Regions from separate parts of the Homo sapiens genome. Here region 2 is linked to region 1. Evidence: chromatin contacts called from ENCODE Hi-C or POLR2A ChIA-PET data. All regions are on one chromosome and are shown on one strand. The core of a region is the stretch at or near the end of the contact, and the rest is flanking DNA. Distances in the headings are between cores, read along the strand shown. Region 1 holds the start of GCLC (glutamate-cysteine ligase catalytic subunit). Region 2 holds the start of MLIP (muscular LMNA interacting protein).

Evidence for each region. A loop is a pair of places that touch in the nucleus more often than their neighbours do. ChIA-PET counts read pairs that join two places held with the same protein, here RNA polymerase II (POLR2A).
Region 2: a loop to region 1 is called in a map of endothelial cell of umbilical vein, with 5 times the contacts of the local background. The contact joins the promoter of MLIP here to the promoter of GCLC in region 1. A Hi-C loop is called at or near these places in 1 of 168 maps with a recorded cell type or tissue (endothelial cell of umbilical vein). POLR2A ChIA-PET finds 5 or more read pairs at or near these places in 1 of 52 experiments (activated T-cell).

Annotation. Positions count from the first base shown.
Region 1 is chr6:53,543,768-53,546,384 of GRCh38, forward strand. It overlaps GCLC (glutamate-cysteine ligase catalytic subunit), which reads right to left and starts at 1,334. Exons shown (of 16, transcript NM_001498.4): 1 at 729-1,334. The coding sequence starts at 878. RefSeq lists enhancers at 18-759, 598-657 and a silencer at 878-1,307.
Region 2 is chr6:54,110,148-54,112,764 of GRCh38, forward strand. MLIP (muscular LMNA interacting protein) reads left to right here and starts at 1,296. Exons shown (of 14, transcript NM_001281747.2): 1 at 1,296-1,428. The coding sequence starts at 1,333.

The DNA of each region.
Region 1 (2,617 bases), core at 84-2,583:
TCTAGAGACATTTCATCTCTAGGCAGAACACTGGTTTGTAAAGTTTAGTTGCTGGACCTAGGCCATGGAAAGACACAAGCAAATCCTAATGTTGAAACTCTAAATGCATTCCCACTTAGAATTAAACAGGAAAGGGAAGGTTCCTCCCCCATGTAGGAAACTGAGCCGTAATTTACTGGTTTCAATTTATAGCTATGAAGTGTGTGTGTTTTGGAGGGGAGGGAAGATGAGAAGTTGGAGAGGTTTAAGGAAAAGACACCTGCATGAGGTAGGGCAGAAGTGGACATCCTGAAGACCTGATTTCTAAAAGCAGCAGGCCTACTAGGAAAACTTAAATCTCTTTCATATTGACCGCAAAAGCGAATTTTGAGCCTGTAAGGTGGATCATGGTAGTTGCCGGTCTGCAGATACACTAGGTTGAAGACTCGCAGCACCTAATGTCACTTTTTCATGCTCACGCCCTCCCAGCGCCCAATCCGTGTTTATGGAATGAAGGGGAAAACCCAAAAGAATGAATGAACAAGAAAGGAGTCTAGTCAGGAGGATGGCCCTGGACGCGGACTAGGCGAAAGCAGGGACGATGCTCCCGGGGCCGGGAGGCGCTCGAGGACCCCCGGGCGCAGTGGAGAACGCGGACCGCGATAGGGCCGGGGGCGTAGGGCAAGACAAAGGCAGCGCGGGCGGCCAGACACGGGTGCCCGGCGGGGACGGGGACCGCGGGCGCTCACCTCATCGCCCCACTTGAGAACGTCCTTGTGCCGGTCCTTGACGGCGTGGTAGATGTGCAGGAACTGGAGGATCCCGTGCCGCCGCACGTGGTCGGCATGGCGCTTGGTTTCCTCCCAGCTCAGCGGCGAGCCCTGGGACAGCAGCCCCATGGCCGCCCCCTCCTCCTCCTCCTCCTCCTCCGGGCTGACGGCGGTCGCCCGCTCCGGGCGCGAGACGGACACTCAGCCGCCCGCAGAAGGCGGCTGCCGCTCCACCCCGCGGGGGCGCTCTCGGGCCGCAGTCGGCGGAGGGAGGGTCCTGCCCGCTCCGGCTCCCCGGCGGCGGCCCCTGGCGCCCAGGTGACAGACCCTGGGTCCGACGCACCGCGCGGAGGCGAAGGCAGAAGACCGAGAGCAGGCGGGACGGCTCTCGGCCCGGCGGCCTCGCCCTCCCCGCTGCTCCTCCTCCCGCTCCGATGCGGCGGCGGCGGACCCCACGGCCGCGCTGCCGCGGCGGCTCCCGCTTCTCTTTGCCGGTCTGGTGCACTGGCTTCTTCCTACTTGTGACCAAAACCTGCGCCGCCGCGGAGCATGCCCAGTCTTTGCGTCCGCTAGCTCGCCGCTCCTGGGCGCGATCCTGCGCTCCAGGTTTTATAGACTACGGGCGAAGGCGGGGAGAGGAGGCGGTGCAGCGGCGGAGGCGTGGCCTGAAGCCCGGTGGGAACCGCGGGGGCTCAGGAGGCGTGTGCAAGGGTGATTGGGTCGCAGTTGAGGGGAGCAGCTCGCGAGAAGGGGGCGTGCGGTCGGCCTCGCTTTACGCAAACGCGACATATCAAAATGCATTTTTTTTCCTAATCAGAAGAGATAAACTTGGGATTCGGGAAGAAAGTTGATTATTTGAATCAATGACGAACTCACCATATTATGTTTTAGTTGGACAGGGCCTCACACTTAGAGTGAGAGCGGCAGAATGTGTTGAGAAAAGTATTAACATGGTAGTGAAGTGAAACAGTTCAACTCTAGGCTCCATCACTTACTGACTGTGAGACTTGGGACGAGTTCTTCCCATATCTGCATAAAATTAGATTAATTCTATCTTTTATAGATGTCGTAATTATGTGCATAGTGTACATGTGTATAGTGTTGGCCAAAAAATTGACCTGGTTATTAAGAGGAATCAATTTGTCAACATGTGTAAATCATTATTCCCTACTGTCTTGATTAACTGGTGACCTATGTTCTCTGGATGGCACGGACACCATTTATTGCAAAAAGTCTCCAGACAGACCATATGAGGAACCATCTCCAAAAGTTTATCCTCCATCTAAACCTAAAATTCATCCCTTAAGTGATCAAAATGACGTTCTTGTGAGCCTACCGTGGGGTGGGGTTGAAGATAGTGGGAACACCTAGAGTTGGCCTTATCTCGGAGGGAAAGGAGAGGAAGGAGGTACCGTGCCCCCAAGTGATTGTTTAATAAATATGTGTTGACAGAGCAATGACCTGTCAGGGGAAAAGTGAAGGCAACTAGATCATACATGTACCTACCCAGAAAGTGTGTATTTATCATACCCTCTTCCCTCGCACTACAGAGTTAACATTTAGTAAGCACTTATTAATTGCTAAATGAGTGAGTACATGATAGCAGGATTCTCTTCTCCCACAGCCTTCATATTGGATGTGCCCCTCACAGGGCTTGGGGGCATGAATACCCAAGGTCTGGCTGGGATTTCCACAATGGTGTGTGTGTGTGTCTGTGTGTCTGTGTGTGTGTGTCTGTGTGTGGTAGGGATGTTTGAAGCTCAGGAGAAGATGTTTCCATCCTCATCACACAGGTGGGATAGAAATCAAACCACATTCTAATTTTTCCACAGCCTTTTCAACAACCTCCTTTGCCCTCCCACCAACCT
Region 2 (2,617 bases), core at 46-2,545, 570 kb after region 1:
AATTTTTTGTATTTTTTAGTAGAGACAGGGTTTCACCATATAAGCCAGAATGGTCTCGATCTCCTGACCTTGTGGTCCGCCCGCCTCGGCCTCCCAAAGTGCTGGGATTACAGGCATGAGCCACGGCGCCTGGCCAGTATAGGGCTTTTTCTTGTTTTCTTTTTTCACTTTGTATCTTTGTTATTTGTTTACCTGTTTTATATTCTCAAACCATTAGCTTTTTGAGGGCAAGAGGCACTTATATTCTCTTTTGAGTATCCATAAATATGTGTAAAATAGAAGAAGGCTCATAGTTTTTTTTATAACACGGCACTTATATTCAGAAATTTAGATCATATTCTAGGTCTGTGTTGTTTGGAATAGTTCCTCCCACTGTGCTAATAGAATCACTTATAGCAATTATTTTACTCATTATGTTTCCATAATCTCAGGCTTTTGATAACATCGAAAATGTGAAGAGGCATAATCTAGGTTTCTAAAATAGTAATTCCTTCCCATAGCCTTTGATCTATATCTAGTCCTTTGGATACAACACTTTTCACTGCCAAAGCACAAATGTAGATATTACAGATTTGGAGAAAAATCAATACTTAGAAAATAGAAGTACTGAAAGCTGAAGACTCCAATCAATTTCACATATGAAGTTTTAAGGTTTGTCTGCAGTCAGGATTCTCACTGTCTTCCAGGAACCTTGGAATGAAATTCTGTTTTGACAAGGATTTGATTCCAAGCTTTATTTTAGAGGTGATTTTGTTAATAACATAACTTCAGTCACTACAGATGCTCCTGTATTGTTGCTTACAATTTATATACTAAGGATAAAGTTACTGATATTTTGAAATAACTGTGTGTTTTCTAGTTCTTTATTTGGACACAGTGTTTGCATGTATTTATACCTCTAAATGTTCTCTATGAGCATGACCAACTGATTATTGAGATTGGCAGGTGCTAGCGCCCTTCAATCAGCTTCTCATTGCTGCACAATCTGGCTTTTCTCTTCTTTTCACAGAATATATAATTGGAATACATGCATGAAAAGAAAAGAGGGAAAACACATATCAGTGGCTTTTTTTCTTTTTCTTTTTCTTTTTTTCACTTCTACTGATTCCATTTCAGCAGTTAGTATGACCTCTCATAATGTTCCAAATCTAAAAATTGTCAAAACAGAAATCTACTCTTCGGAGCTGACACAATTCCTCAATTTTGGAATGACTCTGCTTTACCTCTTTTTAGAATTTCTTCTTTCTGCGTGAGTGTGTGTGTGTTGTTTTAGTATGAGGCTCCCTTCCCACCTCAGTCATTGGTTTGCTCGCTCCCTTATGTGATGAATCAATGCTTTCAGAACAGGGGCTTCTGAGTGACTGCGGGAACAATTACTTCCAAATGACCTCGTGCATCTTATCAGGGAGCATTCAGACCACACCCCAGGTAAAAGGAAGTCTTTGCTTAATGCTTTCAGTAACTTTTAAAAGCAGTGTACGGTGCTGGTGGTATTTGCTGCAAGGATGTGAGGGAGAGCTGCCCAGTGAAGATAAATTTGTATGTATATTGAAATGAAATGCTATCTTCACTTAGAGAAAAGGGTGAGCTGATAAAGACAAAACTGCTCATTGGGCAAAGAAAATGCTCAGGATTGCCCTTGGCACAGTGATAATGTAAGATACCCTGTAATGCCTTAACAGGAGGCTAGAGGCCATCTGCGAGTGTGGGTGTCAACATCTGAAGGAAGAGAACTTTTAGGGAAATATAAGAAAGGAAGGCATTACAGCCCAAAACTGAGCAAAGGAGCTGTTAGCCTGCGTGGCATGCGGGAAAACAGTTTCTCAAATTATTAGGCTATCCGGTGAGAAGATGACGTTCTTAGAGATTTTGAGCATTTCAAAGTGTATTTAGAAAAAGATTTTAATCCTTTTATCTCATATTTCTATGACTAAATTAGTTTCCCAAGGATAGAAACTAAGATATTTAAATAACATTGACAACTGAAAGTGTTAATTGGCAATTAACAAGTGCAATGCTGTTAACATGCATCTGTTGCTGCTTTGTGTGGAAAATGGTTTTTCATCACCATAGCAATTCATTCTTAGGCTACATTGGAACTTAGCCACAGTATGCAGTAAACAGCAAATATTTTTTTGTTCTCTCCTAAACAAGGGATTAAATAGTCTACTGGCTAATATGTGGCTCTTTATCTGAATGTTGCATTGCATAGTTGGTGTAATTTCAAATTCTTTTCCAACTGAAATTCCTTGTGAATGAGTATTAGATCCTTGGTAAGTTAAGGATGCTAGGTAAAGGTGGTGAAAAGAGCTAATATTGTACTGTTAGCTTAAAAGCGAATACCAAATGATTGCCCTTTTTGTGATTATTCTTCTGAAGATATGTATGTGGACAGGAATTTATGTCTGATCTTGTTATTCTCCAACAGTAACTCAGGAAGATGAATAAGTCTTTAGTTTTATTAGATTTCCTGTTTCTGTGTTTTCTGGAATCACATCATGTACTGGTTCAACTAAAATAAAAAAAAATTGTTTCCTTACACTGGTGAGAAAATTTTATGTAGGATATGGATGTTTCTTTAGGAAAATATAACAATAAATTAGAAAGAAATAGGTTT